Linked DNA regions of Homo sapiens: regions 2 and 3 are each linked to region 1. The links are chromatin contacts, found by Hi-C or POLR2A ChIA-PET in ENCODE. All regions are on one chromosome and are shown on one strand. The core of a region is the stretch at or near the end of the contact, and the rest is flanking DNA. Distances in the headings are between cores, read along the strand shown. Region 1 has its middle 51 kb from the start of CHASERR. Region 2 overlaps CHD2 (chromodomain helicase DNA binding protein 2). Region 3 overlaps FAM174B (family with sequence similarity 174 member B).

Region 1 (4,560 bases), core at 1,165-3,664:
TATGCAGTTGAAAGGAACAATCAGCTATGTAAATTGCCCTTACTCTGGACTTGAGAAAAGCAGAAGGAACACATCGCCCACTAGGAAGGACTTAAAGTTAGTCTTGAGAGCCTTGTCTTGATGAAAAGACTAAGTGGGGCCAAGGGAAAGCTGGCTGTATTGATGAGAAATGGAAATAAGGCACCTTTCTTTTTTTTTCTTTTTTTTTTTTTTTGAGATGGAGTCTCACTCTGTCACCCAGGCTGGAGTGCAGTGTGCAGTGGTAGTCCGTGATCTCGGCTCACTGCAACCTCTGCCTCCCGGGTTCAAGTGATTCTCCTGCCTCAGCCTCCCTAGTAGCTGGGACTACAGGCGCACGCCGCCACACTCAGCTAATTAAGGCACGTTTCTCAGAGGCTAGAAGCTGCCTAGAAGTTTTTTCACTCTGTTGGAAGAACCAAACCGTATGGCACATAGTAGGATTGTGTCCATCCTGCATGTCTCAAGTCACAATCCTCCAGATATTCAACCAAAGTGCTTGATTCTGTTGGCACAAGGACCATGAAATCTTCAGTAGCTAAGGAGACTCTTTGACAAATAGATTTATTGCATATGATGTAAAAGGGTCTCATTCAGAGAACTACACATTTACTACACATTTACTAGCTGTTAGATGTGAGAAATTGAAGCTTTGAGAATTGTCATTTTGTAAGCACGCTGTAATAATTGTGTTCTCTACAAAAATGGAGAAATACTTAATCTTTGCAGGTTTTTATTAGCTTCGAAAAAGGGAATACAAATATTTTGATACCTGACTTTATTTTAAAGATACTGGCAAGCAAGGAAAGATACTCAGTTTGCTAAATTATAGCATAGATTTGAAAGACGGAAATTTTTTTTTGTTATTTTGATTCTTTCTGATTCAGAACCTGCGTGAGTTTCCATTCCTGGGATAGAGAGCCCTGCCAAAGCCAACTCAGTCTCCTGTTATTGCAGAAATTTAAAGGTTACTTGAGCTGATTGATACCAATTAAAATAAAAGCATCTACTGCCATTTTATTAAACGCCCTATTTAATCTCCACATCCCAAGTTCATTCTCTCTCTCTTTTAAGGCTATACATGGGCCTCAACATTCTCTCTTCTTCAGTATCAGCTGTCCTCATCCCTATTCAAAGTCAGAATGACTTGGAATCTATTCAGGGCTGCTACTTAATTGGATGAAGAAAGTACTCTGTTGCATGCTAACCTCCCAGATTTGAATTAGAACCAAGGTCCTGAATCTACACAAGACCTTTTTCCCTTTCCTTTCTGCATTTATTTCTTTTTTTTCTACATCTTTCTTTTTGAATTTTTTTTTTTTTTTTTTTCTGAGATAGAGTCTTGCTCTGTCGCCAGGCTGGAGTGCAGTGGTGTGATCTTGGCTCACTGCAGTCTCCAACTCTGGTTCAAGCAATTCTCCTGCCTCAGCCTCCGGGTAGCTGGGACTACAGGCATACACCACCATGCCCAGCTAATTTTTGTATTTTTAGTAGAGATGGGGTTTCACCATAGTGGCCAGGATGGTCTCCATCTCTTGACCTCGTGACCTGACCCCCTCGGCCTCCCAAAGTGCTGAGATTACAGGCATGAGCCACCGCGCCCGGCCTCTTTTTGAATTTTTTTAAAAAAACACCTAAAGTTTAGGAAAGTATAAGAGGCCAAAGAAACAAGAGTTCAAAGAAACAAGAGTGTTATACACGCACACTTGCAGAAAGGTAGTAAAATATCTGTATAGTTCTGGCTGTCAAGCTTTTGGACTGAGATATGCGTAAGCAAGGCAAAAAGATCCCATAGTCCAGGAATATCAACCAGTCCAGTTTCCCAAGGAAACTAAAAGTAACTGAAAATGAGAAGGGTGCCATATAGGAAAATTGAAGGTGGGGCATAATTATTAATACACTGCTTTGGAAATGCTGGTATGGAAGATTCATATATGGACTTCAAAGCATACATGTCTTATACTTAGCTATGGGAAAATTATCATCAAAATCTTCATTTATACAAATCACGGGTATTAGAAATAAAATCAGGTATTGTGTACAGTCAGATCCCAGGTTTACACAAACTAGAGGTTTCAATTAAGTTTCCTTCATTTTATAAAACCATGACACAAGCTGTAAATAAAGGAGCTCTGGCTTTAGGCCTTCTTCTGTTTATAGACAGTAAATTTTAATCCTCTGTCCCTGCAGACCAACTCAAAGCAGTAACCTTGGCTACCGTTGCCGCAGAAGAAACACACCCTGCAGATTTCCAGTTCTATATTCAGTCTTAGAAAATTGGTCATGTTGAAAGGGAAAAAACAATTTTACTTTGCCTCAGTTATTGACACCAAGAAGCACTCCTCAGCCTGTTCAGAGGGGAAACAATGAGTCATTCATGCTGTCAGCCCAGGTGGTGCATGAATTCCAGACAGAGGCCGCTGAATTAACCCGTGGAGGCGTCTCTCTGAGCAGAGCCCGCAATGCGCCTGCTTGGGGCTCCCTGCAGCCTCTGGGGGAGGCAGGGCGGCCCAGAGCAGGCCTGTGCTGGAAAGGAACGCGAAGCCCTGTAACCAAGCCTGTACCTCTGCAGTGCTAGTCCCAAGGGGCCTCCGAGCTGTTTGTCACCATGTGATTGGCTCAGGAGAGGGGTGGAGAAATGAAAACACTCTGCCCAGGATATATTTAGTTGAAGTGCAGCTGGGGAAGTGCTTAAACAAGGGAGCTTTTGTCCTTATGTTGAAGTGTTTTTCTTAACTCCTCAAGGGTGAAAAACTTGAGCCACGTACTGATCCCATTCCCCCCCACCACCCCCAATATATTTTCTCTTCTTTAGGAAATGCTCTTATTCTGAAACTTTAGAATTTTCTAGGGTTTGTTGCATAAGAGGAAACTGAATAATTCTGATGCAGAACTGACACAAAATTTAAAGCACAAACTTTTAGTGGGAGACACAGTTAAGAAATTCAAATAATTTCTTAACACATTAGAAGTTTGCATTCTTGCCATTAATTTTCTGTAAGTTCAAACTGGAAATTGGCTATTTTCAAACGGCTTTACTTGAACTAATTTATGGAGTTAAAAACATAATTAAGTGTTATAAGCTGACAGAGCCCTGTTTCACTCGAGCTGATTCACGGTTTCCAGTAATGAAAGATATCCTTCTGCGCTGCTGAGCACAGCTTCTTTGCAACAGATGACTGATGAGCCGTGTAACGGCTCCTGTTCACATCCTCCTCAAAAAATGGCTGAAAACTGCCACCTTGCTGCAAGGCTTTATGTAAATACTGTATATTAGGGCACATTATCTATTATTAAGAAGTAATGTGGCTGGGCACTGTGGCTCATGCCTGTAATCCCAGCACTTTGGGAGGCCGAAGCAGGCAGATCACCTGAGGTCAGTTCAAGACCAGCCTGGCCAATGTGGTGAAACACCTCTCTATGAAAAATACAAAAATCAGCCAGGCGTGGTGGCGCATACCTGGAGTCCCAGCTACTCAGGAGGCTGAGGCATGAGAATCGCTTGAACCCAGAGGGGAGGTTGCAGTAAGCTGAGGTTGCACCACTGAACTCCAGCCTGGATGACAAAAAAAAAAAAAAAAAAAAAATAGCAACACAGGAAATATTTTCCATGAAAATTCCATTTGCAGTTATGAAGCAGGGGCAAAAACTTCTGGACAAGAAGCCCGTGGTTTTGTTGATACTAGCAAAGCAGGCTGTAATAGTGCTCTCCAGAGAAACAGAACCAGTAGGATGTGCATATTTATAGACAAAGATTTCTCTCTCTCTCTTTTTTTTTGAGACAGGTCCTTGCTCTGTCACTCAGGCTGGAGTGCACTGGCGTAATCTTGGCTTCCTGCAGCCTCAACCTCTCCTAGCTCAAGCAATCCTCCTGCCTCAGTCTCACGAGAAGCTGAGACTACAGGTGCATGCCACCATGCCCAGGTAATTTTTAATTTTTTGTAGAGATGGTGTTTTGCCATGTTGCCCAGCCTGGTCTCGAACTCCTGAGCTCAAGCCATCTGCCCGATTCAGCCTCCCAAAGTGCTGGGATTACAGGCATGAGCCTGACTGAGAGAGAGATTTTGTTTAAGGAATCGATCCATGCTTATGGAGGCTAAGTTCAAAATCTGCAGTGTGGGCTGGTAGGCTAGAGACCTAGAAAAGAGCCAGTGTTGTGGTTCAATCCAAAAGATGTCAGCTGACAGAATTCCCAGAATTTCTTCTTGTCTGGAGCCGGGAGAGCGAGAGGGAGTCTCTTGTTCTATTCAGGCCTTCAACTGATGTGATGAGGCCCACCCACAGTATGGAGGGCCATCTGCTGTACTTAATGTTCACCAATTTCAATGTTAATCTCATCCAAAAACACCCTCACAGACACATCCAGGAGAATCTTTGACCAAATGTTTGGGCACTGTGGCCTAACCAAGTTGACACATAAAAGTAACCAACCACAGGTTAACAAACTCATTTTAAAAAATTCATGTGTTAACTTCACTTGTTAAAGTAACAGCATTGCTTACCATGTTGTAGATGTTGTAAAGGTATAAAAACGGGTACCCT
Region 2 (4,560 bases), core at 1,142-3,641, 200 kb after region 1:
CTGGGTCCCGGAAGCTTGTGTTGAGAGCTCAGTGGACCCACCCCGCTTGCTGAACCCTCACAGTTCTTGGGGTTGTCCAGCCTGGACTTGTAGCACACATGTCCTGAAGCAAAGCTCCGGTGACTGCATGAGCCACCTGGCCACAGTCCTCCCATGGAGGGCCTGCCGTGACGCTCAGTGGAGAGGGCAGGGCCTGTGTCTCCACTTAGGCCACACAGTGATGAGGAAACCACAGATGGAGCTTCTTGCCGATAATACTGACTCTAGCCCATGATTGCCTTGCCCAAGCCAAAGAGGAAGGTTAGGTTGGCTTGTCGAGCCCTTGAGCGTTGGGAGATGGGGTGGGAAGGAGGTGAGCCCCTGCAGAGAGTTGGGTAGTGTCCTTCAGGAATGAAAGGAGGGGCAAAGGAGTCACCAGAGGTCCTGCATTTCCATCAGGGTTTCCACAGTCATCAGGGCTTCTCTCTTGAGTTGCTGATAGGAGATGTGAGTTATGCCCAGAGATGTCTTATCGTGAGGAAAAAGAAACTTCCTTTTGTTCACATTTAGGACTCTCAGTGCCATATGAAGTAGCAAAAGGCAGTATCGGCCAGATCAGTGTTACATTGATTCTAAAATTACAGTGTCCCCATTAGACAACTATTTTAGGTGCTGGAGTATGTTTGAAGAGTGTGCTGGGAAAAAGGAAGCATTTCTTCATTGATTTAAATCAGTATGAATATTATATGCCTAAATAAAAAATTTGCACAGGTAAATTCTCTCACTTGTGAATGGGAGAAGCTGCCCCAGGAATCTGTGAGGATGGTATTCCCTGGAGTCTGGCTTTGAAAGATTTCATTGTTGGTAGAAATAACAGGTTGAGAAAGAGGGAGTTAGCATCACCTAAAACCTGCACGTGAACAAGGGTTGACATGATACACTATGGCCTTAGAAAAGGGCCAGGTGAAACCCCAAGCTAATCACTGCGGTCTTTCAGAGCCGGACAGACAGGTGCCAGCAGAGCCCGGGGCTCACTCTCCTTTCAGTCATTCCTCAGCCCTTCGAAGGGAAGCCCAAACACTTTGCACGCTGTGCTGCAGACATTCTGGCCTGGTGTGTCTGAAAGTTGCATCAGTCCTCACGGTGCAAACACAGTTGATTTAGGAAGTCACACAATGACACTGAAATCCTACAGACCAAAATCCACTTGTCAGCAGGAGCAGCAGCCCAGGCCCAGCACCAGCGGTCTTCCGGCTCCTCTGAGGGCTGCCACGTTGGGCGAGGGGAGCCATGCCAAGGGTCCAGGCTGCTTTAGGCCATCTGTGCCCCACTCATCTGGGGACAGATGGTTTTTCTTTATTGTAAAATTGTGGACTTTTAAAACCTGTTGACTAAACAGTAATTAATTTATATTTGTGAAAAATGCCACTGTCCTAGTGATTTCTGATGTAAATAATGTTGTTTATATAGTATGTATTAAATTTTCCTACATTGTAAAACTGCTGTACTTTTGATTCTTGTATATTAAAAAGTGTTACTGAGCATTTTTAGAATTGGGCTAACACGTTGCATTGCATTGTGGTGTGAGCTCTGTGACTAGAGATACCGCCTTGTCTACCTTCCCTCGTTGGTTGCTGGGTCACATCCAGATGTTTTGACAGCTTGTGAAGTGGAGTCTTTTAAAGTTGCATTTCCCTCCATCCAGTACCAGTTGCATTGTTGCGTACCGGCCTTAACACCACAGATACCTAAGCTGTTCCTGAGTATGCCGTCGTCGAGGTGAACAGCTCCCTGGCCGAGCAACTCCAGGCTGTGGCCCACAGCTCTGCACTTGAGGGAGGGCCAGGGTTGCCGAAACCGGTAGTTAATTCCCGTGGGTTAGTCCTGCCTGGGGGGATCCAGGGAGACCTAGGGGGGCCACCCCTTCTATCCTGAAGGAAATAACACTGTGTCTGCCAGCCTGTAGCTTTGAGGGTAATTTAACAGATGGGGTCTGGGGGGTGGCATTTTATAATGGAAACACTGACACAAACGTTAGCTTTAGTATTCTGGCACAGGGGCAGGCCCAGCTCTGGTGCAGCCCAGACAGAGGAAGGGTGGCACAGCCTGCGGGCGGAGATCTCTGTCTGAATAAGGGTTGAAGTTTGCCCAGATCCACGATTTTCACTAATGTTTTGGTGACTTTGAGACTAGCTCTTAAATCTTGATACCAAATAAGCCATGTGTCTACTGAGAGCTGAGCTGTCAACTGCTGTGACTCCGCTCCGTCAGCCCAGGGGACTTGGACGCAGGGGCCCTTGCCAGCCCTGGCCCGCGCTGGAGCGGGAGGCTGGGATTTTTAGTTCACGTAGTTCTTGAGAAAGACGAAGAAAAGCTGAGGGCTCTTGGTGCCCATCAAGAAACGACTCACAATCGTGTTGTAACTCATGACTCAGCTGGAACAATTTGGGGAAACTTTAAGAACAAGTACTGCAATAATCAGCTTATTATGACTTACAATAGCAACAAGGCTTCGAAACTGCCAGCTGCCAAAACGCCTGCCTTTTACTGGAAGCGGCCGGCCCAGGGCCCCTGCCTCCTCCCTCCTCCCTGGCAGGGCCTCGCACGCCTGGCATCACGGCAAGCCCTCCTCAGTCAGCGCCAACAGAAAGGTCACTTATTGAAACCCAAGTCCCTGCAGTTTGCCAGACCAGAGTCGGCTCCAGATTCCAACCTGTGGCTTTTAAAGGCGCAGGACCAGCTCTGATGTGAGGCGTTGCCTTAACTGAAGCCCCCTGCACCAGTCCTTTCTGTCATATCTCATGGGACCCATTTGGTCTCCCAGCCCACCTCAAATCTGTTCTGATCAGTGAGCGGGTGGGGAGGAGAAGGTGCAGCTGGATTCAGTGAAAGTTCCATCCTGCAGAAACCTGGGCACTAATTGAGGAGCTGTTCCCGCTGCTGCCGGTGGGCCCCTCCCCCAGGCTTGACGTCTTGGGGGTGTTCTGGTCAGTTCTGCTGGCGTGTGATGTGGTGGATGACAGTGTGCTCAGGCCACCTGGTTTTGCGCTGAGCCTCCTGCTGTCTGGCTTTGTGTGGGAACATGGACCAGTCCATGGCCTAAAGGCTTCTTACCTCGAAGATGGGCAGAACAATATCCACTTCCGGAACATCACACGTGAGCTTCCTCTTAATTTCTTTAGTGACCTAAGAAGGAATTGTTGCTAAAACACGGGCCCCGTTAACCACAGGCACTGTGGTGGCCCTCGGGGCGTTGGGGGGCTGTAAAGGGGCCTCCCGAGTCAGCGCATTGCCCCCATGTGGTCCCTCCCCATGTTCAGCTGGGTGATCACCTTGCATCTTCACCTGCAAAGGAAGGAGGCCGCTTCTTGGGTTCATGCGGTTTTTAAGTGAGAGTGTGCACAGTGGAAAAGGAAAAGGTTTGTAACCCTAAGGGCGACCTGGAAGAGACAGCATTCAAAGTCCTTGGCTGGGGAATGGGTGGAGAGGGTTGAGTCAGAGGGCAGCTGGATGGGTTGAGGCAGACTAAGGACAGAGCTTGCCCGGCCTGGAGGGCAGGCCCGGTGAGCACCGGGCCCAGCACCTCCCACTCCAGAGACTGCAAGACAAGCGAGCTGCCCTCTTGGAGCCCCATTGGCCAGGGCTTCTGGAAAGCCGCAGCTTGCTGTGCGGGGAGACTAAACCCCAGCAGGAAGGCCCAGCAGGGACTAGAACCCCCAGGAGCTCATAGTCTCATGGGGGAGACACTGCTGGAACCAGACAGTTATGGGAGAGGACGTTTTCCTTGAACCAGGTCTCCAGCCCCTCCTGTGGGCTGGTCCTGCTCCAGGAGCTGGACCCGCGCAGTGAACCAGGAGGATAAGGGCCCTGGCCCCTTGGAGTTGGTATTCTAGCTGGGGTAGGGGTTGGGGGCGGGCCCTAGAGAAGCAAACAGTAAGAGGACAAACGTCACATGAGTGCCAGGGAGAAAACAGCCAGAGGTAGAGGGACAGGGTCGTGAAAATCCTGGATCTGGGCAAACTTCAACCCCTACTCAGACGGCCAAGCCCTGGCGATGAGGATGGGCGGTCAGGAAGGCACGTGGGCCAGCGGGTGGGTGCCGGGCATGGCTGGACAGACTGGATTTGAACATTGGCTCTGTCTCTTACCAGCTGGTGTTGTGGAGCACATTCTCTATCTCCAAGCCTTAACTACAAATAGATACTGACAGCTTCTCACCAGGCTGGGCAGGGACAAGTGAGGTCCCTGAGGTGCATGTCAGGTGGGCTCGGCAGCTGTCATGATCAAAGGGTGGCACTGGGGCCTGTGCGGTGTTTGGGATCAGCTCCCACTCTCTGAAGCCTAGACTGAGGGCCCCTGAGCGAATGTGGTTCTAGAACCATCCTGCAGAGGGCAGCAGATTTCCACAAACAGCCTGCCCGGCACCCAACACCTAAACCCAACCCAGGGAAGGTTCCGGGCTCTTCCCTTGCCCGGGTGGGTCTCTCCCCCTTGGAGCCCACAACAAAGCCCCCCACACCCCAGGAGATGTGGAGCCACGTGGCTTCCGCAGGAAGGGAGACGGACGGGGAAGAGAGGGGC
Region 3 (4,560 bases), core at 982-3,481, 190 kb before region 1:
TTGGGAGGCTGAGGCAGGAGAATCACTTGAACCCAGGAGACGGAGGTTGCAACAAGCCGAGATCTCGCCACCACACTCCAGCCTGGGTGACAGAGTGAGACCCTGACTCAAAATAATAATAATAATAGTCCCTAAAAGTTTAACTTTTCCTGGGTGCCAGCTAAGCGATTTAAATTTGTGATCAAATGTAAAACATCTAAAGCACGCTTCAAGGCATGTGCTGCTGGTATCCCTGTCTAACAACTGAGGAGACTGAGGCTCAGGGAAGCCGACTTGCCCACAGCCATGTAGCTAATCAGTGGCAGAGCTAGGGTTTGAAGCAGGCAGTCCAGTGACCAGGAGACTTTCAGTGGGGCCTCCTTCCCACGTGGGTGAGTGAAAGTGCCGCACAACTACCCATGGTCTGAAATGTGCCGCGGAGATAGGCTGCATGGGGCTTGAGAGTATAGACTGGAAGCAACTCGGGAAAATCACAGGGCATAGTGAGCACATATGACCCCTGAGAGGGCCAGGGGGTGCTCCAGCTGAGACCTCCCCAACAGGTCGCCTTGAGTCATCCCTGGTATGCCCTGCTCTGTCACCCCCACTCACTCCCATCCAAGAGCCCCACTCCACGCCTCACCGGAGTTCGCAGCCACTTGACTTTAGCGCCAAAAAACTCTTTGCCCTCCCTCATCACACTCTGGAATGTGTCACTTTGCACAGCTCACATTTTCATATTCCACACTAATCTGGACACACTTCTAACAAACCCTTCCTAAACTGTGACTCCCTCAGGTGTGCTGGTTTGCAGCCAGCCCACGCCCACTTCCTCCCTCCTTTTGGCATCTGTATCCTCTGTGCCCTGGGTGAAGCCCCTCCCACATGGGCCTGGCCACACCCCCAGTTCCAGGAGTGGACGTGAGCCTGGAGCCTGAGCCAATCCAGGCATTGCTACCCCCCAGGCCATGGCAATGGCAGAGGAGCAGGGCAGTGGGCAGGGGAAGGCACGACCAACCCGAGCCAATGACTCTCTGCTGTGAAGGCTGGAACAGGGCAGGTGGGTGTCCCTCCCACTGGCCTTGAGGCCCAGATGACATAAGCCATCATGCCACCATCTAGAAACAGAAAGTAAAGGCAATATGGTAGAGGGCAGATTGGAAAGAGAGAGACCAAGTCCTAAATCGACTACCAAGCCAGCTCTCCTTAAAAACTACAAGGCTACTCTCTCTTTCACCAAAGCCAGCCGGGGCCAGGTTTTCTGTCACACACACAACCTAGCAAACCTTAACTGCCTCGAGGTCTCAGGGAAGGCACTGCACGAAGGGAAACCACCACTGTAATCACAACACCTTCCTGGGGCTTTTTCCACATTTTAATAGTTAGCCTTCCATATGTAAGTATAATTTTCCTATATCCTCAAGCCTGTTTAAACCCCAGGACTCTGCCCCTTATAGAAACAATGAACCACACACACAGAAGCAGAGTTGACATTTTTTGCTTAGGGCTACCTGTAAGCAGGCTTTCAATGAGGACAAACAACCGGCAACTGCACCTCCCAGAACTGCCATGAGCCTGAGGCAAAGGCAGAGACTACACGGCTGTGATGAAGCTGAAATCCCCTGGGTCCATTCGTGGGCAGTGGGCCAGCCTTGGGGACAGGGCCCTCATTTTACTCAAAGACACACGCAGCTCAAGGACAAAGCACCTGGTTCTAGAAAGAGCCCAGGTTTGCAATCAGACTTGGGTTCGCAGCCCAGTGCCCCCACGTCCAGAGCCTGTCCCCTCAGCTGTGTACTGGGTGGTGCTGGGGGCCAGTGGGACGGCAGCCTACAAGGACAGACCAGCTAGCACTCCCCATCAAAGAACGAACTTTGGGAAATAAAGAAGTGAAAAGACTGCTGGCCCATCTTCCACAGCAGGAATCTTTCTTTTCTGAGATAGGCTACTGTTAACCAGGAGGCCTCAACCTGGTTGAGATGTAAAGTGGTCCTTTTATTAATAAATAAATGTCCATATTGTCTTCACAGGAATAGGCAAGGCCAGATAATTTCTAGAAGAGATAAAGCACCCTTCCATCCGAACCAAAACTCATTTCTAACAAGAGAGAGGAGAGGTTCAAAATTCTTTTAGTCTGAAATATAATCCTGAAGCCAGAGGGTTTGTTTACTCAATGGACTGTTCACCAGCTGCTCAGAAACAGGTTTCGTGTGAGTGCTCATACGTCCCACTTATACAAACAAGGAGGCCGAGGGAGGACACCAGGCCCTGGCAGCCTACAGAGGGGGAGGCCTTCCTTCCTCGCCCTCACCCACGAAGAGAATAAAACAGGACTAAACCCTTTAGACTCAGTTCAGTTTTGAGTGTGACAGTCAGAGCCACCAACTCAAAGTGCAGCGACTGAGGTTCAGGGGTCAGCCCTGCAATTCCCCTGTTGGTGTGCTTCTGAGCAAGCCTCTCGTCATGAACCCGAATTTCTTCATCCATTTCTACTTCCTGCCAGGTGTGGTCCGGGTTCTGATGACACAGCCTCTAACACTTCTCACTCTACTTACTCCAGGGGGCCACAGGCTTTCTCACTTCTCCTGAGGCCATTGCAGGACATCGCAACCAGGCTGGGTTTTCTCCTTCTTCCGAATCCTGCAGCCCCTCTTCATAGGCACATCCCTGCCACGGGGCACTGTCTACACATGACCTCCAGGCACACAGGCCCCTCCTGCGTCATCCACAGCACTGGGGTGACGGTACCAGCAGGCACTGTGAGGCGACAACCCTGAGTGCCAGCTAATGCACATGTGATCTCATCACAGCCTCCCGCCAGTGAGGCAAGGAGGGCTCCCATTATCAAGGCAAGGAAACCAAGGCCAGAAGGCACTGAGTGACCTGTCCCAGGAAGCAAGCAGAGCTCGAATCCAGATGCATCACACTCCACAACATGAGCCCTTCACACTCCAACAAGAGGGTAGGAACTCACCTCGGACCTCTGGATGTGCCCCAACCCTACGACTCGGCATTCAACAGACACTTCTCAGGACCCAGAGGTGCCCCTGCAAGTTCTTTTGGTTGCCAGCCAGCTCCCGCGATAACCAAAAGCAACCAAAACAAGCTTGTGTCAACAGAAGGAGGGCACGCTGCGCCTCTGACTAGGAAGTTTCAATCTCATAAAGATTTCAAGCCATCTAAATTAATCTGCAAGCTCAGTGAAATGCAGTAAGATACCGACCAATTTCTGCTGGGGATCTAAATGAGCTGATTCCAAAATTCATGAGGATGGGAGAAGCAGCAAGAATGGAATAGCCATGAAAATTCTATAAAGGAGTTAGATTAGTAAAACATGCTGTAAAACTACAATAACTGAACACAGTGTGATAAGGTTTGGAACTGTGTCCCCAACCAAATCTCATGTTGAACTGTAATCCCCAGTGCTGGAGGTGGGGCCTGGTGGAAGGTGACTGGATCATGGGGGTGGGCCTTCATGAACGGTTTGGCACCATCCTCTTCGCGCTGTTCTTATGATAGTGAGTGGGTGAGTGCCTGAGAGATCTGGTGGTTTAAAAGTGGGTGATACCTCCCGCCTTGCTCTTTCTCTTGCTCCTGCTCCCACCATGTGAGTGCCTGCTCCCCTTTGCCTTCCACCATGATTGGAAGCTTCCTGAGGCCTCCCCAGAAGCAGAAGCTGCTATGCTTCCTGTACAGCATGCTGAACCATTAGCCAATACCCAGTCTCAGGTATTTCTTTATAGCAGTGCAAGAACAGACTAATACACAGTGGCATCCCACACTAACAATCAGATGCTATAGCAGAATAGAAAGTCCAGAAATACACCCAAATACACACTGGAATCTAGTATAGGATAAAGATGGCATTTCAAATGAGTGAGAAAAAGGTAACTCATTAAATATTTTGTTGATAACCACCCATATCTCACACTTTGTATCAGCATAAATTAGACGGATCAGACTTAAATGTAGAAAATAAAACCATAGAAGTACTAGAAGAAAACATGGGAGAAATCCAAAATCCATTTTTTTAAAAAAGGATGATAAATGTAAACACATAAAAATGTCTTAAAGTCAAGGTAAATAGGCGGGGAGCAGTGGCTCACACTTGTAATCCCAGCACTTTGGGAGGCTGAGGTGGGCAGATCACCTGAGGTCAGGAGTTCGAGACCAGCCTAGCTAACATGGTGAAACCCCATCTCTACCAAAAATACAAAAATTAGCCGGGCATGGTGGTGGGCACCTGTCATCCCAGCTATTCGGGAGGCTGAGGCAAGAGAATTGCTTGAGCCCATGAGACATAGGTTGCAGTGAGTGGAGATCGTGCCACTGCACTACAGCCTGGATGACAAAGTGAGACTCCATCTCAAAAAAAAAAAAAAAAAAAAAAAAAAAAAAAAGTCAAAGGAAATGATATACTGGGAGAACTATTTCCAACTCATCATAAATTTTGGTTTTTGTTTTTTGGTTTTTGTTTTTTTTTAAGACACAGTCTCACTCTGTCACCCAGGAGTGCAGTGGCATGATTTTGGCTCACTGCAACCTCTGCCTCCCAGGTTAAAGTGTTTATCCTGCCTCAGC

The links. A loop is a pair of places that touch in the nucleus more often than their neighbours do. ChIA-PET counts read pairs that join two places held with the same protein, here RNA polymerase II (POLR2A). Pooled maps may share reads with other maps.
Region 2: a loop to region 1 is called in a pooled map, with 2.6 times the contacts of the local background. The contact joins two enhancer-like sites. A Hi-C loop is called at or near these places in 6 of 50 pooled maps. POLR2A ChIA-PET finds 5 or more read pairs at or near these places in 4 of 52 experiments (MCF 10A, T-cell, activated CD4-positive, alpha-beta T cell and 1 more).
Region 3: a pooled map shows a loop between it and region 1 (2.4-fold over the local background). The contact joins two enhancer-like sites. A Hi-C loop is called at or near these places in 3 of 37 single-sample maps with no recorded cell type and 8 of 50 pooled maps. POLR2A ChIA-PET finds 5 or more read pairs at or near these places in 2 of 52 experiments (GM10248 and activated T-cell).

Annotation. Positions count from the first base shown.
Region 1 is chr15:92,829,402-92,833,961 of GRCh38, forward strand. No RefSeq gene overlaps it. Among named protein-coding and RNA genes, the nearest start is that of CHASERR, 51 kb to the right of the region's middle. RefSeq lists enhancers at 2,288-2,337, 2,718-2,917, 3,674-3,733. Within about 2 kb of position 2,415, at least 41 of the 41 ENCODE cell types and tissues checked have a DNase peak (open chromatin) inside an H3K27ac peak, as active enhancers do.
Region 2 is chr15:93,026,465-93,031,024 of GRCh38, forward strand. It overlaps CHD2 (chromodomain helicase DNA binding protein 2), which reads left to right. Exons shown (of 39, transcript NM_001271.4): 39 at 1-1,532. Among named protein-coding and RNA genes, the nearest start is that of RGMA, 60 kb to the right of the region's middle. RefSeq lists an enhancer at 1,982-2,488. Within about 2 kb of position 2,392, at least 29 of the 41 ENCODE cell types and tissues checked have a DNase peak (open chromatin) inside an H3K27ac peak, as active enhancers do.
Region 3 is chr15:92,636,205-92,640,764 of GRCh38, forward strand. The region is part of intron 1 of FAM174B (family with sequence similarity 174 member B); the gene reads right to left. Among named protein-coding and RNA genes, the nearest start is that of FAM174B, 17 kb to the right of the region's middle. RefSeq lists enhancers at 2,373-2,662, 3,426-3,525. Within about 2 kb of position 2,232, at least 16 of the 41 ENCODE cell types and tissues checked have a DNase peak (open chromatin) inside an H3K27ac peak, as active enhancers do.